Linked DNA regions of Mus musculus: region 2 is linked to region 1. A link is a loop called in an ENCODE intact Hi-C map of the cell type or tissue named here. Cell type or tissue: gastrocnemius. All regions are shown on one strand. Each heading gives the region's core, and the rest is flanking DNA. Links, peaks and the distances in the headings are about the cores only. Region 1 overlaps Sgms1 (sphingomyelin synthase 1). Region 2 overlaps Sgms1 (sphingomyelin synthase 1).

The links. A loop is a pair of places that touch in the nucleus more often than their neighbours do. Peaks named below come from ENCODE experiments on the same cell type or tissue, not always from the same donor. Only the 100,000 strongest peaks of a DNase experiment are listed, where the experiment ranks them.
Region 2: a loop joins it to region 1, with 2.0 times the contacts of the local background. A loop is called at or near these places in 2 of 42 quality-filtered maps.

The regions. Positions count from the first base shown.
Region 1 is chr19:32,234,994-32,251,054 of GRCm38, reverse strand. Sgms1 (sphingomyelin synthase 1) reads left to right here. Exons shown (of 10, transcript NM_144792.5): 4 at 3,019-3,061. Among named protein-coding and RNA genes, the nearest start is that of Asah2, 140 kb to the right of the region's middle. In gastrocnemius, for the core only: no CTCF peak of the experiment used is centred there; DNase peaks (open chromatin) are centred at 7,604 and 8,685; H3K4me3 peaks cover 321 bases; H3K27ac peaks cover 2,915 bases.
Region 2 is chr19:32,186,082-32,202,142 of GRCm38, reverse strand. The region is part of intron 5 of Sgms1 (sphingomyelin synthase 1); the gene reads left to right. Among named protein-coding and RNA genes, the nearest start is that of Asah2, 91 kb to the right of the region's middle. In gastrocnemius, for the core only: a CTCF peak has its summit at 5,146; no DNase peak of the experiment used is centred there; H3K4me3 peaks cover 1,862 bases; H3K27ac peaks cover 4,299 bases.

The DNA of each region.
Region 1 (16,061 bases), core at 4,754-12,753:
TTTTCTAGGGTTGAGGCCTCATGAGCCTTTCCCCTCCCTGTTGGTCTATTGGTGTCATTGTTGTTTAGGTCTTGTTTAATTTCCCTTTTTAATTGGATCCCAATTAAATGTTTAAAGTCCTAGTTGCAAGGATAAGTGGGGATTTCCACTCTGTAGACATTCGTCCACACTTGTCTGTTAGTTACCATGCTTGTCTAGTTCCAGAAAGGTCTTGTGTCTTCACAGAGCACCTCCACTGCAAAAGTAAGCCTGTGGCTTTGACTGTGCTTTCTCTATGCTGAGTACCACCATCCAAGGAAGCTCCCCAGGGTGCACGCACTGCCCTCCCTCACAGTTCAGCTTCTGCCCTCACAGTTCTGTTCCTTTACAAGGAGTGTTTCCAAGCCTCCTTTTCCTTTCTGCCCTCAAGCTCCTGGCTAACAAGACCCTTGTTACCATTGCATAGAAGGAAGGGATGCTAAATGCCTTCTTAAGATCAGAGTCCAAATAACGTGGAACTGGGAAATGTCCTGGGACAGACTCAGGGGATGGGACTCGAGGCTAGCACATCATGGCCAGCGTTATAGCCCAAGTGGTCCAGCACACTTGACTTGGGATGCTTTTTCTCTCTGGTGTGACAGTGGAGAAGTTATGCAGCCTCTGAGCTGTCTACTGTCTACTACACTGACGAGGTTGAGGTTTCTAGGCTCCTTCCAGCATCCCACCCAGTTCTTGCAGGGATTGAATGTAAGGGCATGTCGTGTGGCAGAATACAATGGAGTTGAGGTACAATTTTATATTTATCATCAGGGATGCAGGAAGACCTTTAAAAACTCCTATCTTAGCTGGCCGTGGTGGTGCACACCTTTAATCCCAGCACTCGGGAGGCAGAGACAGGCGGATTTCTGAGTTCGAGGCCAGCCTGGTCTACAAAATGAGTTCCAGGACAGCCAGGGCTATACAGAGAAACCCAGTCTTGAAAAACTAAAAAAACAAAACAACAACAACAAAAGAAAACAAAAACAAAAAACCAAAAAAACCCTCCTATCTTGGCTACTGTACAAACTGTCTTTAACAAGTAGCTACTACTTTTTTCTCAAATGGTATAATTGAAACTTCCCTTTTTTGAACTATGTTCCTGTTTTGACCCCATTTTTTGAAATTACTTATTATCAAAAGGAAATATTGACAGAGGCTTGGCATGTTGTTCTCTGGGTAGCTGGTGGCATTTGTGTCCATCAGCAGCTACCTGTGAGGGACACCGTGATCTTCTGGTGTCTCTCGTTGCAGAGAGTAAGAAGGCCACTTAGCAGGTTTCTGAAGTACAGGTTGGGATTCGAAAGGTTTCTCTTGAGGGCTCTTCTCTGGGGTATAGATTGGTAAGGGCCTGCTCTCCGGACATGACCATTGGGTAATTTGTAAGTGTGGATTCTGAATGATGTGTCTTCTGATTTTAGTGACTTCTGGGCAGGAACAGCACATCAGACCCTAGATCCCATTCCACAACTTCTTTCCTGTGAACACTCTCCTTTGTTTATAGCACCTGTGGCACTGCTGTGGGACTCTTGGTTTCTGTGGCTGGGAGGGGACTGAAGCCAGACCTTTGCTCTGGGACTTGGCAGACTGTGTGGGGTAGTGCATTAGGAACTTGGTCTAACTTCCACCACTTACTGGTGAGGTTATCTTTACTTTATTGAGTTGTCTGTATACCTGTAGAGAGAAAACGGAACTCCCTTTGGCAGTCTCCTTCCTTCCTTCTTCCTCTTTCTCTGCCTGTTATCTTCATAGAGTCTGGCTTGGTAATTGGAAGACCCATTCCCTACTTGTCTGTCAGGAACAACTTCCCTGACCTGAAGTCTCTGGAGACTTTGCCACTGACAACCCATTAGCCAAAGTGCTTTCATCACCAGCATGGCGGTGTCTTCCTGAATAGTATTAGCTATCAGCCAACTACCATTTCCTTTTTGTGGCCTTAAAATGTTTTATTTTGATCCAGTTCTAAGGATTCTCAGCCTCCCGGAATAACAATGATCCCAAGTAACTTTGCCTCCAGGCAGGACCAATGTGTGGGGTTACAGTTAGGTTTGTTTGGTTTCCTATTTTTGTGTATGAGAGTAATTCACGTGTATATTAATTTTAAAATGTGGTTTATTTAATGTATTTATTTTGAGACAGGGTCTCAGTTTGTGAGTCAGGTTGGTCTTGAACTCACTGTTACCCGAGCTGACCTCAGACTTAACAGTTCTCCTACTTAATTTCCTGAGTGTTGGATTAAAGCATGATCCCCTGTGCCTGCCTGCCATGTTGTTTTTGTTGTTGTTGTTTTTTAAAAAAAAAAGATTTCATTTTCTTTTCTATATGGTACATTGATTCACATGCATGTGTTTTGTGTCATTATTCACACATACATGATGAAAGGCTCATGTTTTATTTAGTTGAGACAATCTTTGACGAAATGGGATGAAGCCTTTTTGTCAGTGGATTCATGGCTCTGTGCAGGATTTTTGATCACACACCTCTGTGTGCTCCTTGCTTATCTCATTCAGCTGCTCTTGATTATATTGTAATTAAAAGGAAGAGACAAACATCTTGCTGCCCTTTTCTGCCAGAGTTCTAATCATTATGGGTTAAAAACTGTACTGTTCCCCTGGATCTGTTTCTATAGTAAGCTAGCAGTTAATCTGAATCAAGGGGGGATACGCCATTAAGGTACAGGATTGGGAATCCGAGGATGAACCCTTAGGTGGTCCTGGTGCACAGCCTTTCCTAGCTCCAGGCATAGGCTTGCTCTGCCTGTTGTCCAATCACAGGTTTATGTCTGCATCAGGATAACCAAGGTGAAGCTGGCAGGGAGGCAAGAAAATCTATTTCTCAATGGACAGACAACAAAGGGAGTAATGGACTGTTTATTATGAGGGTTAGTAATGACCAATGGACAGATAGTAAGGGTTATAATGGTCTTATCTCTTTAAATTATTATAAGCAGCTCATTATGTGAAGGTTTAATTATGCACTTTATATGTTCTAATTTTCTCCTAGACCGGAAGAAAGACTGATGAAGAAAAGTAACAGCATGATTGAGGTAAATGGACGTTTAATTCTTTTATGCTCTAGTGTTTATTTTCTGTCTTCAGAGAAATCTAAAGTAATGATCATGGTCAACTTGCATATATAAAGGTTGCAGAGATTCAGCAGTAAACACATCCCACTTAATTAATTTAGCTGTGGGTGTATATTGAACATGCACTTACTTATTCAAAATATAAATATTACTTTTGTCTAGCCCAGAGTAATTTTCTTCCAAGTATTTAGTGGCATGAATTACATCATACTTTTCATTGTAAGAGTTGTGTTTCAGAGTGTTGGCTGCACTTCTCACAGCATGGTATAGTAGGTTAGCTGTTTGCCACCCAGACTTTTTGGACTTTTTGTATGGTGCTGGCACCTGAAACTTGAGTCCAGACTGCTAATGTCCGTTTGTGTACTGTCAGGACAGTTGTTGGCGTTATTCTTCAAGATAAGCATTGAGGACTGCCATTGGGAACAGTTTCTATTACTGCTTTTGGGAGCTCAATATTTTTTCTCTTGTTTCCGTGCTCATTTTATTTTTCAAGCAGTGGCATATACATTGGTGTCTTAGGGTCACTGTGCTCTGCCGGAACTCCATCACTAAAGTGACTTGGTGAGGAGTGGGTTTATATCAGCGTATACTTACATATCACTGTTCATAGTCTAGGGAAGTCAGGACAGGACCTCAAATAGGACAGGACTCTGGAGGCAAGATCTGATGCTTAGGCCGTGGAGAGGTGATGCTTTCTTGCTTGCACTCCATGGCTTGTTCAGCCTGCTTTCTTATAGAACCCAGGATCACCAGCCTAGAGCTGGCCCCACCCACAGTGAGCTGACCCCTCTCTCATCCCTCAGGAATTAAGAGCATATTTTACAGGCTTACCTAGAGTCTGATCTTAGGAAGGCATTTTCTTATTTAAGGTTCCTTCCTCTGAGGTCACGTTACCTTCTGTTAAGTTGATATAAAACTATCCAGGACAATTGGTTAGTAGCTTCCCATGGCCCCTTTGACTCAGGGTAGACACTTTCAGCTCTTTTGGTTGTATTTCCTGGAATTTGTGTATCTCTCTGTTTCAAAACATAGAAAATGCTTTAAGTGTCACTTTAGTGCTTTCTTTAAAGACATTAGATTTCTGTCCTGCTTCCTGTTGAGTGAAGATTTAAAGATGACCCATGACTCTTAGGGTTCACTTTTCCTTCCTGCTGTTCCCACCCCTTCTCTTTTCCTTCTCTTCTTCCACCACCTTCTTCTACCCTTTTCTTTTATTAGGGGTGGGGAGGGACTGTAGGCTGACGCTGGCCTCAAACTCAAGAGTCCTTCAACCTCAGCCTCTAGGATTATTAGATATATACCATTATGCCCAGATCTCCGTTTGTCTTAATGCAATTATGTTATAGTGTGTGTATATGTATGCAAATATATATATAATTTAAAGTCTAATATGACCACACATAGTTTTGACTGAGCTCTGTGATGTTTGGTGGTGTGTTCCAGCCATGCTGAAGTTCTGAAGTTCCCGGCTGAGCCCTGCTCTCCACTTTCCCTCTCTCCTTTCCCTCTGTTTTTTTTCCCTCTCTCTCCCCCCTCCATTCCTTCCTCCCTCCATCTATCCCTCTTCTTCTTTGGCTTTGGAGTTTTTCACTTAGCCACTAAGTCTGGCAAGTCTTCTGTGGACTCCCATTTCCCTCATGCATGGTTGTGAGCACCATGCCCCTCTGTCTGCCCTTTTTGACTTCTCAGAGCCTGGTGATTACATTTAGATAATCCAGGGTAACCTCGCTATTCCCCTTTTGTTGTGATTTGAAAAAAATCAACCACATCATTTACCTCTATTGATCATATTTAGTATGAGGTAGGTAATGGCAATCTACATCATGTTTCCTAAAAGGTCTGGAGACTTTTTTCATCTTTGTAAATTGTAACTTACTGTAGAGTAACAGGTCTTTCTCTTCCCAGCCCCTTTCTCTTTAAGCCTTATTAATGGAATCTGCTGTTTCTTTGAGACTGCTTACTTTCTAACAACCTGACCGTGCATGCATGAAGCAGCACATAATAGATTCTTCTTTTTAAGGGTTGAATAGTATTCCATTGATTATACAACCATGTTTTCCTTATCCATTTATTTAGGTAGTGGACATAGAGTATGGTGACTTCTATTTTTGGCAATTATTAAAATAGCCACAGTGAATATAGGTATGCAAATATCTCTTCAAAATCCTGTTTTCAGTCCTTTCAGATATGTCCCATAAATGGAATTACTAGACCATATGGTAGTTTTCTGTTTAATTTTTTTAAAGGAGTTGTCTGTGTGTTCTTCATGCCAGTTGTAGCATTTTATATTTCTAAGAGTGTACAAGGGTTCCAGTTTTTCCACAATCTTGTCTGAAGTGAGAATTTTGTTTGTTTGTTTGTTTGTTTGTTTTTAAAGACACAGCAATAGAAGAGTGTTCTTGTTTTAATCTCAGGTGTGGGATATGGAGCTGCTTCTGACTGCCCACAGCAGCTATGATTTGCCTCATGTTCTAGCTGGGGTGTGCTTTTGACATTTTTTTGTGAGCGTGTGACATATGAATTCTGGGAACTTTTCAGGGCATATATCAATGCTAGAGACCCGATAAAGGGGGCTAGCTGCTGATTGGATATTGCTGGTTGTGGTTTGTTGCAGTTTGTCAAGTAGGCAGATGCAAATAGATGAAAAGAAATTAGCCTCATGTTGAAGAGCAAACTTGCTCCAAGGAACTCAGGGCCCCTAATGAGCAGGAAGTACTCTAACAACATTGTGTCCCCTTCCTCTCTAGCCTTCCTTCTCTCCTACCTGGTGTTAGGGGGTTGAAAGGGAGGAGGGAGAAGAAGGGTGGAGAAAGGTGGAAGAAAAAGGAACCCACGAAACAGCAAAAAGGTCAGGTGACACTTGTCACCACTTGTTATTGTCTGGGTTTGTTAATGGCTGTTCTTATGTGTGGGAGGCCGCTTCTGCCTGTGCTTTTGTCTCGCTTCACCTGATGCTTAGTGATGTTGAACATACATTCATGTACAGTTGACCATTTGCTTATCAGACGTCTGTGCAAGTGCACTGTGCTCTGTCTATTTTTGGTTATTTGGATTTTTCAGTGTTATATGCTAAGAGATCTTCACATTTGGCTGTCCATTTCTTTCAGATGTGTGGTTTGCAAATGCAGTCCATCTTTCACTCTGTTTATTGATTCCTTGCCATTTAACCCTGGTATGCTTTGCTTTGTTGGCTGGGCTCTTGGCATCATATCCAAGAGCTCCATTGGCAAATTGCTTGCCGTGAAGTCTTGTGCTTGTATTATTCTCTTCTAGGAATTTTAGTTTCAATTCTTACTTTTTACAACTCAAATCCATTTTGACTTAATTTTTGTAAATGGTAGAAGGTAAGAATCCAGACATTCTGTAGATTTTTAGGCTGGCTGCTATTTTGGAATCCTGTCCCTTAGTCCTGATGGAACCCTTGCTGGCTGTACCTCAGCTCCTCAATCTCTATTGTCACTCTGTCCTACCAGCACACACAGCACAATGCCCCTGGTGTCCCTTGTCTTCTGTGGGAAGGCTTCTGGGGTTCCTGACTGTATGGATTGTCATTATCATGATGCACTATTATTTTAAAGGAGACCTGGAGAAGAGGGGTCAGCTGTAATGGCCACCTACAATCTCAAAGTATGGCTTTGAAAAGTCACATTTGAAAGTCTTAAAAGAGCTACTCCAGAAATAATTTTCAAATCCATTTTTCTCTGTTGATTTTATTTACTTATTTTGTAATTCATCTTGTGGTGCTGGGAACTGAGCCCCAGGAACTTAGCCGTGCCCAGCAAGTCCTCCGCCCTGCAGCTCCATCTCCCAGCCTGTCCGCTTCTTTTTGGCACCCCTGACAGGTGACTGGTGCACTAGTACCCAGAGTAAACACTAGCAGTTTTACTCTCCAAATAGTATTTCATTTTCAAGGTAAGCTGAGACTTTTGTCATATGAAGCAAGGTGAGGCTTGGTGGAAATTTGAATGTATTATTTCCGTCTTGTTGAGATAAATCCATGGGGCTTTGGATTTATAGGTCGTCTGTTGTTTTTATTAAGAGGTGGTATGGTTTATATTACGTAAATGTAGATCTCTGCATTAACCTGAAGCTTTAACCGAATACTTTTACAGTGGCAAGAGGGGTCTAGGGTTTAACATTTTTGTCTCAGTATAGTTAGTTGGGACAGCTGCTTTTTTGCACCTCTGGTTTTAGTTATTGCAGGTGGAACATGATTTCTTTTCTCTTTTTCTTTCTTTCCTTTTTCCTTTCTTTCTTTGTATTGCCTTTGCTGCCCTGGAACTTGTTATGCTCAGCAAGCTGGTCGTGAACTTATAGAAATCTGCCTGTCTCTTTCCCACAAGTACTGGGAGTAAAGGTTTGCTCCACCATGATGGGCCAAACGTGATCTCTTAAAAGATGTTACAACTATCCAAAGTGGAGCATCTTTGTCCTTTGAGCTGTCTCTTCTCAGTACGCGTGGGTGTGATTGGGCAGTTGAGCGCACGCATGCCTGGCATCTGTGATGCTCTAGATTCCGTCCCTGGCACCCAGAGGGGAGGGGGAGTTAAGCCTGTTGTCATGTTCAGTAGACTGGTTATTTCAGTGCAAGGTTCAGGAATGGCGTCTTGATAATTTGTGATTGAGGCTTAGAATGGCCTTGCGTTTCACCATCGGCTTTAGATGAACCTCAAAAAGATTTAGAGCCTTATGGATTATAAAATGGGAGGGAAAGAGGAAGAGAGAAGCTGAGTGTTTAGTTACTTTTCTGTAGCTCTGGCTGTGCAGACCGGGACTAAGGCAACTTATAAAAGAAAGCATTTGATTGGGGGCTTGCTTACAGTTTGTGGAAACATGTGTAGGTAGGCAGCCCTGCCTGCTGAAACAGTAGCTGAGAGCTTACTTTTTTCTTCTCCTTCTTCAAGTTGGAGACAGAGATGGGCCTGGCCTGGGCTTTTGAAACCTCAAAGTTCACCCCTGTGACATAGCTCCAGCAAGGCCACACCTCCTAATCCTTCCTAAAGCAGTTCTGCCAACTAGGGACCTGACATTGAGTTTGTGGGAGCCATTCTCATTTAAACTTACCACAAGGGTTAAGGATTTAGTTTTTAATGAAGGAAAATGAATTATATGTGCTTTATGCTAATAAAAATGAAGGAAGTACAAAATCAAAAAGCTGAGACACAAGATGTGAGGTGTGGGGGAGGGGCTACTGCAGCTCTTTTTCAAGTTGTTTACCCTCATAATGCTGCTACTGTTACTGAGCCAGCCTCCTGCACGTGTAAGGTTAGGGTTAGCTTTGGGATTTTATGATGCAGTTTCAAAGTTAGCCTTAAACTGTCTGTCCCTTTGGTCTGAGATCACCTTTGAGTTCATAGGAGTGTACCATATTGTCTGGCTTGGAAACTTAGTACCTGACATGACCCTGGCTGAGAAACCAGCACACATGTAAAAGAGCCAGTTGCTGGATGTGAAACCGTAGCTGTCAGAGGTAACGAGGGAGAGCATGGCCTGAGCCTGCCATGCCTATCTGGATGACCCTGAGTCAGAGACAGGTGCTCAGTGGGCGTGGAGCCAGTCCTTTCCACAGGCCAGACAGTTGTTTTTCCTGGAATGTCACTCCTTAGCTCTGACTCAGCCTCTTTGATGGTCCTTCCGGTTGCCTGAGGGGACAAAAAGGAAAGCAGCAGTGATAAGCTTGACTCTGGCCAGGTGCTCTTGACAGGGAACTTCTGACTGGACACCTCACAGGCAACTTCTCTTGGGACAGAGCAGATGGTGTTGAACCTTGGCCAGTGGGTGCCCTCCAAATAGGCTTCCATTGGCTTTTGTACTTAACATGCTCGTCCCTGAGGCTGCCTCGGACCTGGTGGTAGGTGTGTTACCTGGACTGTACTCCATTGTCTGGAAATGGTACGGTGTGCTGCCTCCTTCTTTTGAGATTGGATTTTAAGACATCTGTTTAATTCTTGTGGAACTATACTTTTAAAATATGTGCTACTCCTATTTCAAACGGTCTTACTTTGTATCATATTAGGATTAAATATTAATACTTTCACCTTTTACTATTTTCATCGCTCTGCTGAGATTATTGTCATGAGAACTTATTTGAAATATACTCTGTTTCTGATGCAGGCTCTGCTGTGGTGGCTGCTGTCATTCTGACCTTGTCCAGCGTAAAGCTAGGGAAGCAGATGCTAGAGAGGAAAGGACGCGGTATTTTCTGGAGGTCTTATGTAGTTCACAAAAGTATCTCAGCAGATGAAGCCTTTTTAATAGAGGTCACATGGGACTGCAGCTTTCGCAAGGCCCCAGGGTGACACCCCAGTACTGTAGAGGTGACCAAATGGGAACAAACCCCAAGCCATCCACCCGGACGCCATGTGTGGACTCAGTGGCTGTCGGATCTCGCCGGAGGAGTTGTCCTGAGGCACTCAGACTTGAATCTTAGGAGCATGACATCCGTACTTTGTTGTCTTTGTTTAAAATGAGGGGACTCGTGATTTTAAAAGTCTTTGTGCTTAGGCTTCAGGCATGTTAAGGAGTTAGTAGTGGCTATCCATCCTGACAAATACTTTAACCATTTTTTCCCCTTCTACCTCCGGTATTGGGAATTGAACCCAGGCCCCTCTTTTATGCCAGTCGAGTACCTGGTCACGAAGCCACATCTTCGGTCCCACTGATAAATATTTAAAATCTTTACTAAAATCCTGGACTTAGGTATGGCAGGCCATTGAAAGGAACCAACCTGAGGCTTGAAGCCGTGGTGAACCTTGCCTGAGATCATGTGGTTAGAGGATGAAGGAGTCCATACTTGATGTTAGCTCTCTGACTTCACAGACTGGTCAACTCTGCCTCACTGGCTACACACAGCAGTGACATTAAGGAGGCAGCCTTACAGAGAATGTCCTTACATTTCACACCCACACAAGGGCATTCTGAAGCTCTGGTGACAGCATTCTCCTTGGAGAAGTGGTGGCTTCTATTGGCCCTGCTGCTTCCTTTTTGGGGGCGGGGGGGGGGGGCGGGGGGGGGCGGCGGCGCGGCATTTCAGATTTAGGTTAGAAGGTATGTCTGCTTGTGAGCTGTGTCCTCAGTGTAGGCTTCTCTGGATGGTGGCTGCAATTGGGTCAGCTTGTTTTTGTACTTGTGTCACATAGCAGGTTGGGACTGGAATTTGACCTCAGCATCCCACAGAGGAGGATGGTTCTACCATTCTTATACAAATTTCAGAATTCTAGCTTGTATACCTGTCCTTGGTCACAGTGAAATGCTGCTCTTCCACTCCTTACCACCCTCTCCCTCCTCTCCCTACTCCTGTTTCCTGTTAACTAATACATAACTGTTTTGAAACAGGCTATGCTTGCCCAGTGCCATGATGAGAGGCGTGCCCCACCAGTTTCAGTGCTTCCCTCTTTATCTGATTCTACATAAAAATCTGCCATGCGTGTCCTAAAGAAAATGGCACACACTTTTTATTCCCTGCACTCAGGAGGCAGGGGCAGGTGGGTCTCTGATTTTGAGGCTGGCTTAGCCAGTTCCAGGACAGCCAGGGCTACATAAAAAGTCCTTTTCTCATACTACCAGGAAACAAAATAAAAAGAAAATTAAAAAGCAGTACTTAGAAGTTGCCACTGGCAATAGTTTGGTATGGAGGCTTCTGTTCTTATTCCTGTGAATATGTATGCTTTTAAAAATAAGATACAAAATTAAAATCATTGTTTTATATATATGTGATCGTCCATATTTATTTTACCCAGTACAATGCATGCATTTCTGCCATAGGCTTAAATGTCCTTCTGTAATGAGCTTGTGGCAACAGTCTTCTCTGTAGATAACAGCATGGATGCATCGGCCTGGTGTTGGGCAGATATGATCCTCATTCACCCGAGGCCACGCTGGTGTGTATCAAGTGAGAGCTGGCCATCCACTAATCTTCATGTCTCTTTAAAGTAGTTAACAGTGGTTATTAATGATGGTCAAGAAAACCCATTTTTAGTCTCATTCTGTTATACATTATAACAGTTTCCCTGGAAGACCCTATATAAACAGGCAAGAACAGAAGAGTATTTGTTTGTTAAGCTAGGGTATTTTAGAACCTCTGTTTTCTTTCTTTGAAATAGGCAGCCTATCTATGACAAGTACCTGAGACCTCTCAATTCTTATTTTCAAGTGGTTTAGCCCTCTTGTTCACCATACTAGTTAATGAAAACTTTTCACGTTCTCCTTTGTTGACTAAATATTTGACACAGACTAGCCCTGGTTATTTAGACCAGTGGGCTGTACTTGGCCAAGGAAGCCCTGGACCTAACGAGAGTTCCTGTTCTAGGCCTTGGCTTAGGCACAGAGACCAGTGATCACCATAGACCAGAAGACAGAAAAGGAAACGGCCGAAATCTGTGGTCTGGGACTTGGCTCAGTGGGAGAAAGATAGTAAGCTCTATAACTAAGTAAAATGCCTGTGTGCATATATCTAATAAGAGTGCGGGGGGGGGGGGGGGGGAGAAGCAGGCGTGGTATGTACTGTGTGCGCATGCGTTTGTCTACATATACGTTCTCGTGTGAAGTAGGGAGTCCCTGAAGTGGTGAGTGAGAAGGGACCATCCAGCTATGGGTGTGGCCGAGGAGCTGAGCCTGCTTACATTTGGGGTAAGGGCATTCTAGTCAAAAGGTTTAGGAAGTACCAAGTTCCTGAGACTTCAAAGGATGCATGCAAGCCAAGCTGGCCCAAGCGTAACCATGCCAGAATCTGCATGCTTTTCAAGTCGTTTTAAAAGGAATTGTTCTTCATTCCAGAAAGGTTTCCAGTACCTGGGAAGTCTTATACATTATAAGTGATGAAAACTTGGCTGTGTTGGCTCTCAGACCAAAGTAATGGATAGCAGATAGGTTAGAGTAAGTGCTGCCCACATGTAGATAACAAAACTGTAACATTACAACTGCTATCACTAGGCTTACGAGGCTAACAGTATCTCAGGAGCCACTTCTGCCTTTTCTTTTTTAATAAGACCTGTTTTCCTTCAAAAGTTCTAGTACTCTTGTTTTAAACATGAAACTGTGATAGTTTTATGGAAGTTGACACAGGCTGCGGCTTGGGAGGATGTGTGCATGACAGATAAAACATAGGCTGTTTCCCTCCATTTGGCTCAGCGGCCTTCTTTGGGGTTTTGTGAGCTGAGCCTGCAAGAAGGCAATTGACAGAGGTCTTCCGGACCCAAGGCTCCCTTGGTGAGGTCAGTATGAGTTCCTTTGCCCACTCCTATCCTTCTGTCAGGCTGGGGAGTAAGTAGCTGGTGGCTGATTCTCCAAATACTTGATATTGTGGTGGTAATAGTGGTGGTCCAGGGATCTCTCCCACCCCTGCTGGTGTTGGGGAGTGGGGGAGGGTAGCCTAAGGGGGGTGATGTGCAGGGGGTTTCCTCCTTCTTGGACTGATGTGTGTGTGTTGGGCAGGGGGTGAGGGGAGATTCAGTCTATAAATGCTGTTTTGCTTTCTTGGCCAAGATGAAGAAAGGATGTTTAGAAATTAATCTTGGATAAATTGGTTGCCAGTGGGTGCCGTTCATGGTGGTGTAAGTGTGGCTCTCATATTTATCCTTAGACTCTTGATTGAAGCACTTTGCTGTTAGGGGCCTCCCAGCGGTGTTACTGAGTTCAGTGACAATACAAATCTCATTTAGTACTAATGTTTCCATGGCATTTTGCTCTAAAACCAGTTTGTGAGGATGCCCCAGTGTGAAGGATACAAGTCTAGGCAGAGGACAGCCCTTGCTCTGTGTTCTATTGTTTAAGAAGGATTCCAGTTAAGGGCAAGAAGCTAAGGTGCTACTGGGTTGACGTCCATGGGAAGTAGCAAATTTTAAATAGTGGGATTTCAAATAAATAAAAATTGTTTTGTTACCTTCCCCCTCTGCTCCCGAGAGCTTCCTATTGCATAGCCAAAGCTAGGTTCACACTTGTAACTCTCCCGCCTCCATCTCAGAGTGCCTTGTGTATCAGCCTTAGTTCCTAGCAGAATAGAGCGGATGCTTAGAGGTTTAGCCATGCTTGTCCTGAACTTTGATTAGCATTTCCTGCAGGGCTGGCACGCTTGTTACAGTCGACAGGCCTATGTGGACCTGCCTTCCATCACCTAGGATTTATGGCTGCCTTTGGGAATCACTCAGGCTATGTATTCTGAGGGTATATAGTTACACAGAGGGCTGGGGTTGAGGCCATTTGAGTGGGAAAAAAAAAGAAGCCTCAGGACAATGAGAAGTTCTCTCAAGTTCTTAACTGAGAACTGGCCATTGCCTTTAGTAATGCTTTAGGTTATTGGTGATGTGAAATGATGGCTGTGTGTAAGATGGAGGGTCAGAAGCAGCCTGGGAGACTATGAGGAGATAGATTCCTGAGAATGGGCCACAGCCATCTTCTTTGCCTTTGAGGCATGTGGGGCAGTTGGGTTCCTTGTGCACAGCACCCATGACACTGCTGGGGCTATGGTTTGGGGTGTGACAGGCTTGAGAAAGTGTGCAGTACACAGTTGCTTAATTCTCTGTGCTATGGACATGGATATCACTAAAAAGTAGCTGAGCAAAAGTGTTATCTATCACACAGCATAGAGACTCTAGTTGACGAAATACTGCTGATAATTTCTGGAAATGGATTTGAAGTATTTTTACCACAACAAAAGAAATATGAAGGTTAATGCTTATGCTGATTAGTTTGATGGTGTCAGGGTAGGTACAGGCTTATCAAAGTACCGTATTACACAGGATAATTATATGCGAATTCTACAACTCATTTAAAAAACAAAAACAAAAAAGAAAGGGAACATGACTTATTTTGACTGGAGCTAAGAAACAGGCTGGGTAGAGATAGTTACTAAAACAAGTTTTTCTTAAAATTATTCAGTTCTTCAGAAGTTTTAACTGAATTTGTACTTTTCTAGTATTAATATTACATGTGTGATTATGAGAGGGGAAAAGAATCATGCATTTTCTCTAAATGTATTTAGCACTTTTTGTTTCCCTTGTTGGGGGCTGATCAGAATGCCTGAACACTTTGTCACTGTGCTATTATCCCCAGAGCCCCCCTTTTATATACCTCAATTAATCCTTTCTTGTCTTTTACTAGACTGAGAATTTCAATTATAATGTATAATTTTTTGTTCATTTCTCTAGTGACTATTTTTCTTACCTGGAATACAGCAGAAGTGTAAAAATACCATTGAATGAAAGTACAAGAACATCTGGGTCTGTCTTATTCTTTCCTTTCATACGCCTTTCCTCACACAGTGTTAAAATTGTTTAAGTTGTTAGTGATAGGACAGGGGGGTTGATGGCTCAGTGGATGATAAACTCTGGGTATGCATGGAGACCTAGCTGCAATTCTAGCGTTTGGAAGGAGGGGCAGAGGATCGCCAAAGTAAACTCAGGTAAGAGTCTTCATGTCAGACACACACGCACACACGTTGGCAGGTTAAATAAAATTAAAGACATGTTGTTTTTAATTCAGATTCTATGAAGATTTTAATGCAAACATCCACAGACCATGTTCATAGGAAGCTCATGATTCCTCTTCCTTTTTGAAGTAAACTAATGAATTACTATCGCTCTAGAGATGGAGGATGTTCCTGATGGGCATGGTGGCTAACACTGATAATTTTGGCTCGGGGGAGGCTCGGGAAGTAGTACTATAAGTTTGAGGCCAGCCTGGACTATGTAGCAAGGTATTATGTCAATAAACCAAACCAAAAGCCAACAAGAAAAACCATCCCTTTCACCCTGGAGTTTCCATATGCCCATAGAGAGCATCAGTGCCCATTCCCTTCATAAGCCCTTTCTGTCATGGCCCATGCTAATGCAAATGGGCACATATTTGGGGCACTGGCTCTTCCAGAACTTCATATATATATATGTGTGTGTGTGTGTGTGTGTGTGTGTGTGTGTGTGTGTGTGTGTGTGTAGTTGTGCTGTCTTCTTTAACTGTACATAACGCATAACGATGCTTTTGAGGTTCACAGTTGTTTGTGTTTGCCAGTGTGGTTCTTTCTGGTATTGAGTAATATTTCATTTAATGAGCTTATCTGTTTGCTATTGGTATACATTAATTAGGGTGGGCTTCACTTTGGGACTATTATGAATACCATGAACATAATTGCACACATCTCATTATAAACATACGTTTTCCTTTCTCTGGGCTATATACTTAAAAATGCTTCCTTAAGGCAAGGTGTGACTAGGTAAGGAGTTGGCACACAGTGTTTGGTAAGGGGTTCTATATTGTCCTCACAGTAATGATACATTGTAGACTTCTGACAGGAATGAGGGCTGCTCTAGCTCTAGCTCACCTCCACATCACTGGCCCTCTTGCTCTCTTATATGCGTTGGCTGTTGTTCATGCATGTTCATGCATGTATGCCAGACTTCACAGCACAGTGACATGCTTTTGATATACAGTAAAATGGTCAGATATTTCCTCTCCAGTAAGAGTAGTGAGACTGGTCTTCCATTTTCACGTGCACATTTCTTACCTCCAGACTCCTCATTTTTACAGCCGCTCTGTTATAACACTTCATGGAGTGTTTATCTGCTGACCACAAGTTGTCTGTTTTCATTTATTTAAAAGTGTTGCTTCTTATTTAGTTTCAAGTGATGCCTTTTTTGGTTCATACATAACTCTAACTGACTGTCCTCCAACACCTTTCATTTTCTAAAGCTATTTTGAAATTTTGTTGCTACTTTGGGGCTTCATTTCTAGGCAAGGTTTTTCTTGTGGTTAATTGAGTTTCCTGCTTTAGGTTATTGCTGTTTGGGCTTAACTCGAAAAATTTATGGCCATTTTTAACACTGTTTTTCAGCCTTATCATCCGTATCTTACCTTAAAAAGTGTTTTATCATTAACAAAAATCAAATATTTTTTCAAATGACAAAGCATGGGAAATGGCCAGGTAATTTTTACTGGAACCAACCAGAGAGCAGGTGGCCTGCTTTTACTG
Region 2 (16,061 bases), core at 4,806-12,805, 49 kb after region 1:
TCAAGTTAGGTTGGTCCTTCATTTAGTGTTAAACTTGCTTTTTCAAATGATGAGGTAGGGGCCAGAATGATGGCTCCATGCATACTCATTGGCTGAGAGTACACACTGTGTTTGTAGAGTTCCTGAGTTCGTTTCCAGCACCCATGCCAGGCAGCTTACAACCATCTGTAACTCCATCACCTGGGAAATACGGTGCCCCTAGCTTCCAAGGGCATCTGCATTTATGCCCCTGTATACATAATTAAGAACAATACAGATAACTTTAAAGGGGGAATAATGAGGGAAAGGACATGGGAGTGGATAAGATTTAAAGTTAGAAGATGGGCAAGGTGCAGCATCTCTCAGCAGAGGTGGCCTTCTGCAAGCACACCGTGATGCAGGAAAGCAAAGCCACCTGCCTGGAAGACCCACTGGGGCACCTAGTCCAACTCAACCCCACCTCTTCGCCTTTTCCATCTGTCTTACTTGGAACTCCCCACCTCTCCAGCCAAGAATGCCTTGGCCACCCCCTCAGATCTCTGCATCCTAGCTATCTGAAGTGACAATTATGCTCCAGGATGTTGAAAGGGAATACCAGGGCTTGAGGGTGTAGCTCAGTGATAGAGCATTTTCAGAGCGCCCATGAGGATCTCAGTCACCTCCTTGCACCAAAACAAGCAACAGCAAAAAAGAAAACCAAAACCAAAAATACACACAAGAAAAGAACTCACAAACAGAACATGCTAGTGTGATGGTCTAATTGCATGGGAATAATCTTAGAACAATCACAGGAAAGAAGGATGTCAGAAAGTAGGTTTTCAAAAGCAGGTAGATGGTCAGTTCTAAAGGCATTGGACCAGAGTGTGTGGCGTTGTCTAGCAGAATTGTAAAATATGTTTGTGAAAAGATGGGTGAGGATAGAAAGAAAAGATAGAAAGCCAGCGATGAGAGCTGGGGTGTTAGCCCATGCCTGTAATCTTACTCCTTACAAAGCAGAAGCAAGCACATCTGGAGCTCAGGGCCAGCCGGGGCTTCATGGTGTGACCCTCAACATCTCAGTATTGCACATGTGCTTGCTAAGGAACTTGTGTTCATTACCTCACTTCTTTCTTAATGGAGGCGTCAGGCAAGTATTTCAGGACAGTGACATAGGTGTGGCGTGTCAGCCTTAGTACGCCATTTAAAGTGCTGGGTGTTCTCTATCCAAGAGGGAAAATGTGGGTTGGATAGCGCTATGGATATGTGAGCTGGCCGAGAGGACAGTAGTGTTAGACTGAAACAGCAATCCTGATGGACATGATTTGATAAATCTGGGGAGCTCGGATTGCTAGAGGTGGAGTATCTAGAAGATGCTGTTTCCGTAGTTCTTGGATTCACTGCAGCTAACAGCAAAGAACTGGGACTCTGGACCAGGGAACCAGGTCTTGGATGACTTATTATTGAACACCTTGGGCCTCCATTTCCTTAGTCACAAAACAGAAATAGAAGAATACTTATCACATTAGAGGTGGACGACATGAAGGATTTAACGTTGAAAATTCTCTGGAGAAGTGCTCCAGAGCAGTAGCAGACGTCATTCCCTACCCTTGGTGATTCGCTGTTGCTGTGGCCTCTTTTGCTTTCACAGGACTCCTTGAGCAAAAGGTAGCTTGTCCTGGGTTTGCCTTGAAATCTACATCCAGTGTGCACAGTGCAGTAATCATTTGAGCTGCGAGTCAAAGATACTGAGTTTGCTCACTGTCAAGAAGCTAGATAAGATGTTGCTTGTTTAGTAGAATGATGCAGATAGCCTACACCAAATTCTGCATGTGCCCTCTGGTGTTTGCCAGTGAAGAGCTGTGGCTTGGCTTTAAGAGGAATATGTGCTGAATTAGGGGGTAGCAGACTAGTTCCTGAATTTAGTACAGATTTTCTTTGTGCAATTTGGTCAACTGACTGTAGTTCTCCTTAGAGACCAGTGTTACCTTCTAGAGGACATATAACATCTGGACATAAGTGGAGCCAAGCATGCTGCTATCCATCTTACAGGCACAGGATGGTCCCATGACAAGGACTTGCCCTGTCCAAACTGTCAGTAATACAGGGTTGAGAAATCCCGGCTTCACAGTTGAATGCTTGCTGTGTTTGTGAAATTGGAATAGCTGTTTTTGCTTGGGCAGTATCACCAGCTAGCTGAAAGAATGTAAAAATAAGCCTGCAATGAATAGGTCACAGAGAAGCTGTGGAGTTAAGTGGAAATCCAATGGCACGTGGCTCTGAAGGGAACTAGCTGCTAATAGAAATGAAAAGAATCAGGATGTGGAGCCTGAGGTAGAAGACCAATTTAACAATTTTTTATTTTATTATCTTATGTGTATGAATGTTTTGTCTGCATATATGCATCACATGTGTACAATGCCCAAGGAACCAGAAGAGGGGTCATATACCCTGGAACTGGAGTTAGGAATGGTTGTAAGCTGCAGTGTGGGTGCTGATAACTAAACCAGGCCCTCTGGAAGAGCATATAATACTGTTAGCTGTCAGACTATTTCTTCAACCCCAGGAATATAATTTTCAGAGGCCAGTCTGGCCAGTCCAGAGAGAAATGACCTTGTCCTAGGATGCACTATCAGGCCTTTATCAGCCTGACTGAGGGTGGGCTTGTCCGTATGCTTTGGAGTTCAGATCGCCTACGTACAAAGCCTGACTTGGAGTGTGGGCTTGCTGCTGTCCCTGAACACCACAGGGTGTATCTTAACCTCACATGGTGCCATGTCTGGCCATTCAGGTAGACGCCATCATGGATGGCTGCTCCATGCCAAGTGTGTGGAGCTTGTCGCCCTCTCCAGTCAGCAGGTACCATCATGACCTGCATTATAGTTTACTGTTCTCACATTATTCAGTTGCCATTTTTACCTCAGTGCTACTTGGGCTGTGTTTTAGCACAGATGATTAGGGCCCCACCTTGGGCTGTGGTGAATCCAAGAAGACTCCCCTCCAAGCTGGGCTGGCTTCACCTGCCTTGCTTGTCTACCCCAGGAGTGCCCTTCCTATCCAGTCCTAAACACAGGAATATGATGGCCATCCCTATACTGTTACCTTTTGTTATAATGTAGAAATACTGAGAAGAAAAAAAAAAAAAAAAGGGAGCTGGAGAGATGGCTCAGCGGTTAAGAGCACCGACTGTTCTTCCAAAGGTCCTGAGTTCAAATCCCAGCAACCACATGAAGGCTCACAACCATCCGTAACGAGATCTGGCGCCCTCTTCTGGAGTGTCTGAAGACAGGTATAGTGTACTTACATATAATCAATAAATCTTTAAAAATAAAAAAGAAATATTGAGAAGACCATCATCAGGAGCCTAGTCACAAAGGACATGTCGGGCTCTGTTCTGTGAGTGACTCACACATGAGCAAGCAGGCCCTGTCACTTCTCATCTAAACTGTACAAACTACCAATAGCTACAGAAATCCCTGATCAAAGCAATTCATGACTAATGAGTTGCAGAATTTTTAGTGTGGTTTTTTTATTGCTAAACATTCTTGGAAGTGTATGAAATATACTTTGGTTTGGTTCTTCGGATCATAGCATGGATCCAATATCTTGAACATTTTAGTTGCTGTGGTAGTTTTAAAGTTTCTATAAATTCTAAATTACCACTGCTATACTGAAATGATCTCTTATAGTTAACTTCCATTAATTGTGATTTTTGTATGTTGTATATTGTCTTTTTTTTCTTTCTTTCTTTCTTTCTTTCTTTCTTTCTTTCTTTCTTTCTTTCTTTCTTTCTTTTTTTGAGACAGGGTCTTTCTGACTACTATATCCTAGTTGTCCTGGAAAGTGCAGTATAGTCGAGACTGGCCTTGAACTCATGACAATCCTCCTGCCTCTCAAATGCTGGGATTACATGTGTGAGCTAAGGCTCATGTGTGAGAACTCAGTGTGGATTCTAAAGTGCTGAGCTGCTGGATAATCAGTCCAGGGACCTGAGAGAGATACTTCTTAAAGCCTTAGCTTGTGCTCTAAGGAGCAGATATCTCAGCAGAAAGAGCAATCAGATACATTTGCGTTATGTCCATGGGAAAGTCAGAGATAGGAAGTTCTTAGCCGAGAGCCAACAAAGAGAATGCTGTTTATAACTTGAACAGGGCTGGACCTCAAAGAGATGTACCCTGAGAATTTCATAGGCCTGTGAGACTCCAAAGGAATCCTCTTAGGAAAAGAGCTGAGGGATGGACTGGGGTATCTGCTCAGGGAAGCCTCACGGAATGATTTTCCCCTGGATTGAAGAAACAAACAAAATCCAGAAACACAAAGCAAGCCTTCTAATGTCACCCTTTCCTTAGAGTGTCTACCCACTAGGTTTGGATTCTCATGATTCCATGCCATGTCGGTCCTGGGCTGTCACTCTTCCCAGACTCCTTCTCTTGAGAACTTAACAAGGTCGTCTGACTAAGTCGTGTGCCCGTGTAGGGTAGTAACATGTTCTTAGCCAGCAGTGTGCCAAACCCTGACTAAATAAGGGAGTCTCTTTTCTCAGTGAAGTCTTCTTTGTATAGCTAAGCAGTGGGGAAGATGATTCAACTGAGAATTCAGCCTTTAAAGAATGTAGATGTTACCATGGTTAAGTATGAAACGTACCTTGTGCGTTTATGTAAACAGAACCCAAATATAGCTAATATCGTGAGCAGCCACCACTCCAGGGACTGGAAAGGAGTGCCTCTCACCGCTGAGCTCTCTAGATCTTGATTCATACCTCACTGCAGAGGATGTGGTCTTGGCACATTGCATACACAAGAAAGTAATATGGTGCCTTGCTAGTTTAACTTGCTACAAACCTACCTTCAGAACTTAACTCAAAATATTTCTTTAGAAGGGCCAAGGATGGCAATTCAGAGGGAAAGGTCACCCAGGAAGCATCTTGCTCCAACACTGTTGAAGGCAGTCTGCTCTGTGGGGACCCTGGAGCCACAAAGTGAGCCAGGAAGTGTAGCTCTTTGCTCTAAAGTGTCTCGAGTGTGGCCAGCCCACAAATGAAAAAACAAGCAAATAAGCAAACAGACAAACGTGTAGGCCGGGTCCCAGATTGGAGTTTGGCAGTCAAGCAGTGAAGGGCAAGTTTGTTCCTGAGAGGCAAATAGGCGTCGTGTTCCCCAGACAGAGCCACCTGCAGGAGCAGACACGACAGAGTCACAGCAATCTTCACGCTACCTTGTGGTAAAATGTGCTTCCCTGGTGTTCCCAGGAAGGTTCAGAGATGGCAGCACCGGCATACTGACTAGGACATAATTGTTTCATGTATCAATAATTAAGTATTGAAATGAGGCGGAAAAGGAGAAAAGATGATGTTAAGTGTGAGTGTGTGTTTATGAGAGGCATGATATAATAAAGAAAAAACTAGCATAGATGCAGAGAAAGAAAGGGCGTTTACAAATGCCTATTCAGGCAAATAGGGGACAAATCGTAATTGAGTAATTAAAGTACCAGAGTGTACAGTATTTTAGGTATTCCTTAGTCCTGACATGGGGAGAAGAAGGTTCTGTCTTCACAGGATTCCCGAGTCCTGCTGTTCATCCTGGCAGTTGTTTCACACTTCTTAAAACTTCGTTTGTTCCTGGCCTGTCCCTGTAGTGACTCAATACTGAGGGCTGATTGAAGATTAGATTTCTGTTTCTTGTTTGCCTCTTAAGCCTTGGGAGGCATTTGGAGCAGCTTTTATCAAGTGTCACATGGCCCAGTGACATTTCACATGTCTTGCCTAATGCCTGTGAAGGGACATGACACAGCTGAAGCTGGCGCTGCCTGTGAAACCATTAGAGGATTTTATCTCTCGGAAGAGTTTGATGATACACTCCAGGGCTCTGGTTTTATTCATCCCAGGTAGGTGTTCTGTTTACTCATGACTGCAGTTCTTGCTGACGTGCGCTCTGGCTCCTTTCTCCACAGCTTTGGCCTGCCAGGTTTCTCTGTGGTCCCTTGCATTATAAGACAGTGCAGTGTGTCAGTCAGTGTTCTGTTTGGTATGTTAGACATACCCAGCCTTATTTAACCTTGACTCCCAATTGTCCTGTCTCCTCTGCCTTGCCTTCTTTTCTCCACTTCTGGGCCCTTCTTATGTTATCTGAACCTCATAGCAGCCCTGAAGGACCTGATACTCATTAGGTGGATCTGAGGATGGTTCAGATATTAAGGCTTGTTATAAATTCTTTTTAAGTTTTCTGCTTATAGTTTAAACTAGATTTTGTTGGATAACTGCATAAAGCAGAATAGACACTTGTAATCTTACATCCTGATAACCACGATAACATAAAAAAAATAAAAGCAAAACATGTTTGTGGTTAGTACACAAACTTTACAGAAGCTATTGATGAGATGTATAGGCTGCCATCGAATGTGTTAATATACTTGTGGGTTTTTTTTTTCCCCCCAGAAAGGGAGGGAGTATTTGTGGCATATCGCCATTTGCTCTTAGTAGAAACGTTAAATTTTATCTATAATTCTGCAACTAAGATTTCTATACTTAGAGTATTTTGGAGATCTTGTCTAACCACACATGGAAATCTTGGTTTTTTACTTTGGCAATGGTTTGGTATTTCATTAAATGAATAAAGAGTAATTAATTCCACCTTTGTCTCTTCCTAGCCATTTTAATAGTTGCCGGATTGTTCCTTTGTGCACGCTCAGCTGTTAGATTCCGTGTATTCTGCCCTAGGTATACATTTTGCGGCTAGATTTGTTCATTTAATTCCTGTAAGTAGGATTTCTGGACCAGAGGTTAAATTAACCTTGCTAGATAAACAATGCCAAACTGGATTCTACAAAGGACACCAAATTTTATTTTAAACCAACTTTGCATTTTTAATTTTTGTTCTTGATACACTGGTAATAATTATACTAACTTATGAGTCACAGTAAAGTCAAAGGTGTCTGTCTGTCTGTTTGAGACAGAGTCTTTGGGTGTATTCATGGCTGGCCTGGAACTTACTGTATAGACCAGGGTGGCTGCAAACTCAGATCTGCCTGACATCCACAGTGAAGGGATAAAGTGTACTCTTTAACATACTCACCTCCTTAGATGTTTATCATTCCTTTCCTGTAAGAACACTGGGAATCCTCGAGGTCAAAGCTATTTTGAGATTCAATGCAGTATTGTTAACCAAAGTTGCATCTTTCCACACCCCCAGCCCTGTAAATCACACAGCATTAACTGTACTAGCATGCTAAGTTAGAGGGATTGTCTGTGTCCTTTTGTTTCTTTTTAGTTTGGGTCAGGGCTTGTGTTCTGTCCCTCTTCTTTGTCCCTTTGGTTTTATTTCCATAATCTGGCTCTGCACTTGATTTTCTCCTCCTTCCCTTTCCTCATCTCTCTCTCTGTCCCTTCCCTGAAGGGTATTGTCTGTTACACTGACCTACATGAGCACATTTAGAGCGTGAAAAATTACTCTTACTTAATGTACATTACATTTATTCTGCCTTTGCCCAGGTCTTTTGTTTTCATTAAAACCATTGCATTTATTTTAGTGTTAGGAATATTAGACATCTTTCTTATAACTGAAATTAAAAAATAAAAGAGTGTTGCTGGCTGAGAAAAAATGAGCAACCATACTTTGTGCTATTTGAGAGGCAGAGTAATTATAGTTTAGCGTTACAGGGCATGTACACTGGTCCTTGTCAGTCCTAGATTCACGAAGACCTATATAGAATCCCAAGTCTATTTCTAAGGAGCGCTCATCATTGGTGTCCTTCCCTTGCATTGCGTTGGCCTTCATCAGCTTATTGGCATTGATGAGCTCTGCAAGTCTTTGCCTGTTAACATCAGGATGTAGTGACCCTGTGAGATCATCTGTGGGATCAAAAGTTACAGGAAATTCTCACTTCAGTATCCTGAGCCCTTTGACCTGGTTCATGAGGCATCCTTGGTAGACTGAATGGATTCCCGTGACCAGGAAGAACAAGAGGTGCAGGGCAAAGGTGAGCAAGAATAGAAAGCTTGACTCCAGATTCACTTGGGACACTTTAAGTCCACTAATGGATCTCACAGATACAAACCCTAGAATGTACAACATCTCTCTTTGCTGCTGTCTTACCTCCTAGTCAGTTAGTGTCTAGACATCTGGGGTGGCCTCCCGAGTCATGATAGCCTCTTTACCTCACACAGGTGGAAACGGAATGTACAAACAGCTCACTTATGTCTACTGTTGATGGAACCTTTACTGTGTTCACACAATAACGCTCCAGATGGCTAGTGACGGCTAGTCTCTTGTGAGTAGTATTAGAAAGATATTTCATATTAAGAGAAAAAAACCTGCCGCTAATGGATTTCTCTCCAGATTTCCTCAGTGAACAAATTTAAAAGGATTCTAATGAATAAAAATTAAACTTAAAATGTTTTGTTGCATTTTATATAAACTAAGCTTCAGTCTAAATCCCAAGAAAATAATAACTTAATTCTTGATTATTCACACAACTGAGCAGATTTTTAATATTTTTGACCGTTCAAAACTTATATTGATAGGCATACCATGATACAGTACTTACTTGATTTGGCATATAATATTTTCTCAAATATTGATAACCTAATTTCTAGTAGAATTATGGTCTCCTTTTTCTCCTCTGGACCTGTGAGCTCTGTTTACTATTACAGTTTTCAGAAGGCAACTGGCTCAATTAATAATATTTAGCAAAATAAAAGCCCACAATTGGAAAAATATGTTGAATTTTCTGGAAGTTGATGCTCCAAGACTTTGACTTCCGTTACTGGCCAGTGACTTTAGCACAGCAAAAACAGCTGGATGCTGGGACACTAGAGAACAGGCTTGGTGCTCAGAAGGACCACGGTGTTGGTCAAGCTCAGAAGGACCACGGTGTTGGTCAAGCTCAGAAGGACCACGGTGTTGGTCAAGCTCAGAAGGACCACGGTGTTCGTCAAGCTCAGAAGGACCACGGTGTTGGTCAAGCTCAGAAGGACCACGGTGTTGGTCAAGCTCAGAAGGACCACGGTGTTGGTCAAGCTCAGAAGGACCACGGTGTTCGTCAAGCTCAGAAGGACCACGGTGTTCGTCAAGCTCAGAAGGACCACTGTGTTTGTCAAGCTCAGAAGGACCACGGTGTTCGTCAAGCTCAGAAGGACCACGGTGTTCGTCAAGCGCACATCTCAGGACACACTTGGGAGACCATGTTTGAAAGATGCTGCTAATTAAGCTTTGACCAGACAATTCTGCTACATTTTGGTGATGCTAGTCTTCTTTTCTAAACAGTATATTGTCGTGAAAGATAAAATGGAGATATTTAGACTATGTCTCTGACAAGGGAAGGCTCACAAATGGCTTCTCCTGTCCAACGATTTTGTACCAGTTTGATCCATGTCACATCTTCAGCTTCTAACTTGTTAACCAAGTTGACTAAATAAGGCTGGCAGAAATTTACTTGGTTATTTTACTTTGACATTTTGCACAGGAGGATAAATGAGTATGGTAGCGGGATCCACTTAGGGAAAAAAAAAGAGTTTCTGGAAATGGTTTCCAGGATTTATTATACTAAGACAGACCTGAGGGTAAGCAACCTTTGTGGCAAACCAGGTGTCCCTGGAGAAATGCAGCAAATGAAACAGAATTGTGTTATCAGTTGTGGCAAGTGTAAAATGTATAAACTGACAGCTACTTTTGTGAGGCATGTCTCTGGTTATCACTCAGAAAGAAAACCCAATGCAGCAAAATGTGTCAGTCATCTCCGTTCAGGTTTGTAGGTCTGGGGAGGTAGCTCGGTGGGTAAAATACTTGCAAAAGAAGCGTGCAGACCTGAGTTTGGCTCCTGAATACTACATAAAAGCCAGGTCCCTGCAATCTAGCATTCCGAGATGGGAACAGAAGGACCCTGGGGGCTCACTGGCCAGGCAGCTGAGCCAAAATGGTGGGCTCCAGCTTCAGTAACAGGATATTGTTTGAAAAATAAGGCAAAGAAATGACCTCGGGCTGCACATACATACACTGACCCATGATGTACATGTACAAACACTAGTAAGATAAAATCGTTTCTCGAATTGTGCAAATTAAGAGGAAATATTTTCCAGCTTGTCAAAGTTGAAAGTGCCTCTTACGTTATCAGTAAGAGAAGGGGCCCAGTTTAAAGCATGAAGCCTTTTAGTGAGGTAGAAGACAATTTTCCCCCCATCGCTGTCCCAAATGTCAGATAATTGACCCTGGTTTTTGTTGTGTGTTTCTAGGTGAAGCTAGAAATCCCACTGAGGTCAATTATTAGCTATAAGTGTTTCTGACACAGCATTTGTGTTTCAGGAGTCTCGCCATTGGTCAGATAAAACGTGTTAATTGTTGGCATCATGAGGCAGCATAGTTGCTGGGCAGCAGCATTAGGACTTGGTCACAACACATTGAGCTGTGCCTCCCGGGAGCTTCCTGCCCAGGCACCCTCTGGCCTTGGTGTGGCCCATAGGGAGTTTGATTACATCAACCTTGGCCATAAGGTAGAATCTGAGGACATTTGTTACTTCTCAGTATATTCTGCTTAACACTGACCCTGAGTGCACCTGGGGTAGGGTAACTTAATGTCTGTAGTTTTAATGTAACTAATTTTGCCTTCATAAAATTATGATTTTCATGTCGGATTTTTACTGATACGATGCTGGGCTACATTCTATGCTAGGTGTCTTTTGTATGCGGCATGCTTGCTCATTGTGGCTTCGGTGCCATGACCCTCCGTTAGCAAAGGCTACTGTAGTTCAGAGTAGTTGAGCAATTTGTCCCAGATCTTAAGGCAAGTTAGTTGAAGAGCTAAAACTGAAGTCTGGGTAACCTGGTCCCAGAATCTCATGGCCTCTGTATTTACCACCCTTTCCCATAGGAAAGAATGGACAGCTACAGTAAACATGAAAACCACGCAAAGAACTCTAGAAGAACCACCCAGCCATAGCAACTATCTTAGCAATGTGATGTCCACATTCCTTCTTTGAACTTTGATTGAGACTCCTCTGTCTTTGAAACCTGTCTTTCCAAATATATATGCAATTCTCTGTACGCTTCTCATGTATCTTACTGTATAATCATTGTTTGGCTCCGCATTCGTATTTGTTAGTATCTCCTGAGTATATGTGTCACAGGTGTAATATAACACAGTGTTTTATTGATTACTTCATGTGGACCTTTCTTTGAATGGCAAGACTTATTTCATATGTCATTTACCTTGATTTATGTTGTGAAAAGTACTAATTAATCCTCTCCTGAAATGTAGGGTATTAGGAAGAACAAAGAGAAGAGATTTATTTTCCCCTTGTCTCTACATTCTCCTGGCTTCTCCACCCCTCCTTTGATGGAGAACTCATTAGAAGCAATGAGGGGAATCATCTAGGTACCACATCCCATTTCTTTCTTTATTGTATAGAGGGGATACATGCGGAACAGCTTACAGGAGTTGGTTCTCTCCTAGCTCCATATGGGCCCTGGGAAGTGACCTAAGATTATTAGGGTTTTGTGCATAGTAAGTTTATAGTAAGTACCTTTACCCACGGAGCCATCTCATTGGCCAAAGTATGCAAAAATAATACTTTGGGTTTTTTCTCAGCTTCATGCATAGTGTCATGGGACTTTATCTGAACTGGGCTCTGATTTGTGTGACTATGGCTACTCTCACCCTGGAACCACACCCGTGTTTCACTGACAGCATCCTATCCTTCATTCTTTAAAGTGGTGCCAGAACGTAGAAACCTTCCGAAGCAGCCCACTGCCAGGTTCTTGGAGGTTTTAAAGCCACGTTTCCTTTTAAAATAATGAAGTCGTCTCAAATACTGGTTTGGTAGCATTCTTCTCTCACCTGATTGTCCTTATCAAGCCCCACTAAAACATTCAATTTAATTTTATAGAATTAACAGCTCATTTTCCCCCTCATACTTGCATTTTATTAGTTAATAACTTAATTAAATTCCCGTAATAGCAGAAACCAGTACAACCTGAGTGAACAGGTTTGGAAGCAAACACAACTGCGGCCTGGTAAATGTTGCTCAACAATACGGGATAGGCATTGCCAGACTTCAGTCATCTCACACTACCGACAGTGAGTGATGGATGGCTTACTCATCTGCCTGAATTCCCGTATGGTACAGAGGGAGGAATTAATCCAAGCTGAAGATTAAGTAGAAGATGAATAGTAAGACAAGCGTGAACTGTAGTGGTTTAATACCTGTTTGGAGGAGTTATATAAGTCAATGACATATCTCAGAGACCCCAACAACTTAACTTGATTTTACTCTGAATTGTGTATAAGTGTGAAGGGTACGATCCCTGACTGAGAAAATGCCTTCATTAGGTCCAGCTGTAAGGCATCTTCTTAATTAGTAATTGATGAGGGAGGATCCAGCCCGTTATGGATCTTGCTATCCCTGGACTGGGACTGCTGAGTTCTATAAGAAAGTTGGCTGAGGAAGCCATGTGGAGCAAGCCAGTAAGCAGCAGCACCATTCTGTGACCTCTTCATCAGCCCTAGCCTCCTGTCTCCTGCTTTGTGTTCTTACCCTGGCTTCCTTCAAGGTAAGCCAAACACTTTCCTCCCTAGCTTGCTTTTGGTCATCGTGTTTCATGGTAAAAAAAGAAACCCAAAGTAAGGCAGAACTTGGTACCAGCATCGTGAGGTATTGGTGTGAAAGACCTGACCATGTTTTTGGGGAAGGATTGTAAGAAGGTCTTTGGAACTTTGGTCTAGAAAAGCCGTTGAGCGTTGAGAGCTCAGTGGGAGGTTCTGTAGGAGCCTGAAAGTTAAGAATGTTGAGAACAGTGCAGGCCTGGCTTATGAGGTTTCAGAGACACCGGAGACACCTCTGGGCCTTTTGTGTGAAGAATCTGTGGTATTTGGTCAGCTGGAGTGGCAGAGTCTGCTGTGATTAACCAGCGATCGGAACCACTGAAGTGAAACCTTTCCTTTGCCAGGAAAGGTACTAAAGGCAACAGTAAGCCATTGATTGACCAGTCTGTTTCCTGGTACTGTAATGAAATACTAGGGCACGCTGCTTAGGAACAAGAGGAGCATTTACTCCCCAGCTTTGAAGGGTGGAAACAAGATCAGCAGCCCCAGGAGTTGGGTGCCCGCTGAGGGCCTGTTGGAGAGGGCCTTCTGGAATGAGGAACCTGTGCAAACTGAAGGGTTCCCATGGGCAGACAATGAGCTAGACAGGAATTAGTGTGGGTTTTCCCTTAGAAAAACTCAGTCTGTGCCAGGCTCCCTTTGGATCCTGCTAGAATCACCTAACTCCTTTTCCAGCACAGTACTCTGAGTAACTCAAGGATCTCCATGTATGCTATACCCTTTAAAGGTCCATGTCTCTTCCCGACATCACAGTGGGGACCGAACTCCCAGCACATAAACCCTTGTGTGGCAGATTAGTACCATGAAAGGGTTTTGTTTTGTTTGGGTTTGGGAGGGGCTGAAATCACAAGAATGTAGGTTTGTGGTAGAGAGAAGAGGCAGAAAGAGTTTCTTCTATCCTCAGAGCTTGTAACGTCTGGACAGTGGAGTAAGTGTGTTACATGTACACTAACTCAGGTGCCACCCGGCAGCTCCACTAAGCTCTTCCTGGTAGATGAAAGCTATAAAGTAGTCTGTGCAAATTAATTAGAAGACAGGCTTCATGATACCGGGTTGGTACAGGACTTACTTACTTTAAGACACAGTCACAGTCATTGAACATCAGTGTTTTCTTCATCAAGTGTTCCTATCAGATTGGTTGCTAAAAATGTGATGCTGACAAAGCAGAGAATTACGTAGTGTGGTTCTTAAAGATTGATTCAAACAAAGGAAGGGGTAACTGGATGGCAGAGTGTGCTTGTCTTCCTAATGCACATTTGGTTAATATAGCCTTAGACTTACTTAGTTTCCTTTCCGTTCTATAATGTCTGGTACCAGAATTTGCACAGATCTGTTTAAAGAACACAAAGACAGCCTTTGGGAAGACTGAATGGTTGAATTGAGTTTCTGGTTGGTAGTAATCCTGCCTTGTCATGTGCCGTAAAATATAGTACAGGATGCATGTGTAGTTTTAGCCTGGAGCCCTCAGTGACGCGTTCTGTGCATTGTCATTCTGGAATCCAAGTCTCCTAAATGGGAATCCATGGGGCTTCTGATGGAGGGTGATTTAGGCTCAGGCCCTTCAGGGATCAGCACTGAGTCTTTAGAAACAATCTGTTAACTAGATTTGGCCCACCAGATGGTGGAAGGATTTCTGGTAGCGAAAAGCAAAATGGAAAACCTCACAAGGTGAACTTACCTAGGCGATGGGGATGGATCAGCTTCCAAGCAAAACAAGTTTCTCTTCAAAAGTCAGAGGAAAGGTGTCACAAGGGATTGGAAATTATGTTCTCCTTCAGCAAAGTATTGGGTCGCATGTGGCTTTCCTTGTCTTTTTGTAGAGTCTGTGGAGATAGGATGTCTCTCCAAACATTTGAGTAATGAGGACCTTGCTCCAGGAAGAAGATGGGCTGAGCAGAGTGTCCCTTATAAGATCAAAGGAGTCCTCATTTGGGGAATAGACCTTTAGCATCTGACCAGAAAAGTCTTGGTTACTTGTGCCAACATAACAATACTTTTTAAAAAGTTCTCTCTCTCTCTCTCTCTCTCTCTCTCTCTCTCTCTCTCTCTGTGTGTGTGTGTGTGTGTGTGTGTGTGTGTGTGTGTGTGTGTGTGTGTTTATACACAGTCTTCTGAGTCTAGGCAAGTGCATGCAAATGGTTGAATGATCGTTCTCTTCCCTTTTCTTTGTTTTGGTTTTTTGAGATAGGGTCCCTCTATAGCCCAGGCTGTCCTGGAACTTGCTGTATAAACCAGGCTGGTCTTGAACTCAGATATCTGCCTGCATCTGCCTCTCAAGTGCTAAGATGAATGACCACAACCACCTGGCCATTTTTCTCCTTTTGTCATGTGGGTCATGGGGATCGAACTCAGGTTGTCAGGCTTGGCAGCAGATACCTTTATCCTCTGAGCCATCTCACCAGCCCTCTCATCTATAGTTTACTGAGACAACCTCTTGAGGTTTTGAGAGAAAGGTGTCAGAAAAGGGCCCAAAGGATCTCTTGATAAGCTCTATTGTTTGGTCAGTATTCAGTATTCAGGGCCTTTATCAAGCCCGCTGATCAACTGGATGACAGATCAGTGACCTAATGAAATGGAATTTCTAAAAATACTGTCTCCTTCCTGGCCCCCCTCCTTATCTGTCACTGCGATGTTGCTGAGATGTTTCCAGGCTGCCTTTGGAGCTGGACAGGAAGTAAGGAGTGAAAAGCTGTAGGTTGGGTAAGAAAATGGCAATTTAAGACTTAGTGTGTACTCCCCCAACAGCTGGAGTGCCGCATCTGTGCCTCATGCCTCCGTGTTTTCAGCATGTGTGACACAGGCACCTTGCCCATGGCATTTGATCTTCTCACCTCTCTTTTCTATTTTCACTGTTGTCTGACCTGCTTTGTTTAGTTTGAGGAAGTGGATGTGGGTGAAAGTTGGTCTGGGCCACGCTGATGTGTGTGCACTTCCAGTATTGCGACTCGCTGTGATCAAAGGTTGTTGTGAGAATGGCTAGAGTCAAGGGAGCAGTCCCGAGGGTTAGATGCCCAAGGTTTGGTGGAGGGAACATTGGCTTCCTGTGACAATGGCTCATTTGCTTAGTGGCACTGAGAGGCGCTGGCTTACTTTGTGCGTTCATCTCCTCCCCTCTAGGTCCTGTGGCGAATTTTCTTAACATTTTCTAGCACTTTATGTGCATGTGTCTATATTATTTTCAATCAAATTGAGTATAAGACAGATAGAGTTCCAGTATACCAGTTTTAAATCATGCTTAAGGGTTTTAATGCTCTTGGAACAGTAGGGGACTAGTAGATCATGAAAGACTAGACAGAATTAATATGATGATAGTTTGTAAACATCAGGTAGTAAAATAAGTTTGATATCTTTATTTTGCAGTATTGGCGCTAATGTTCTGTGATTCCTCTTCTCTCTCCCAATTCCTGTGATTTTTCTTCTTCCCCCCTCTGTCTGAAGGAGACAGTACTTCAAAGGAAATCTTAGATAGCATACTATTTCACCCTCGTAATTTACTGTAATTGCTGTTCAATTAT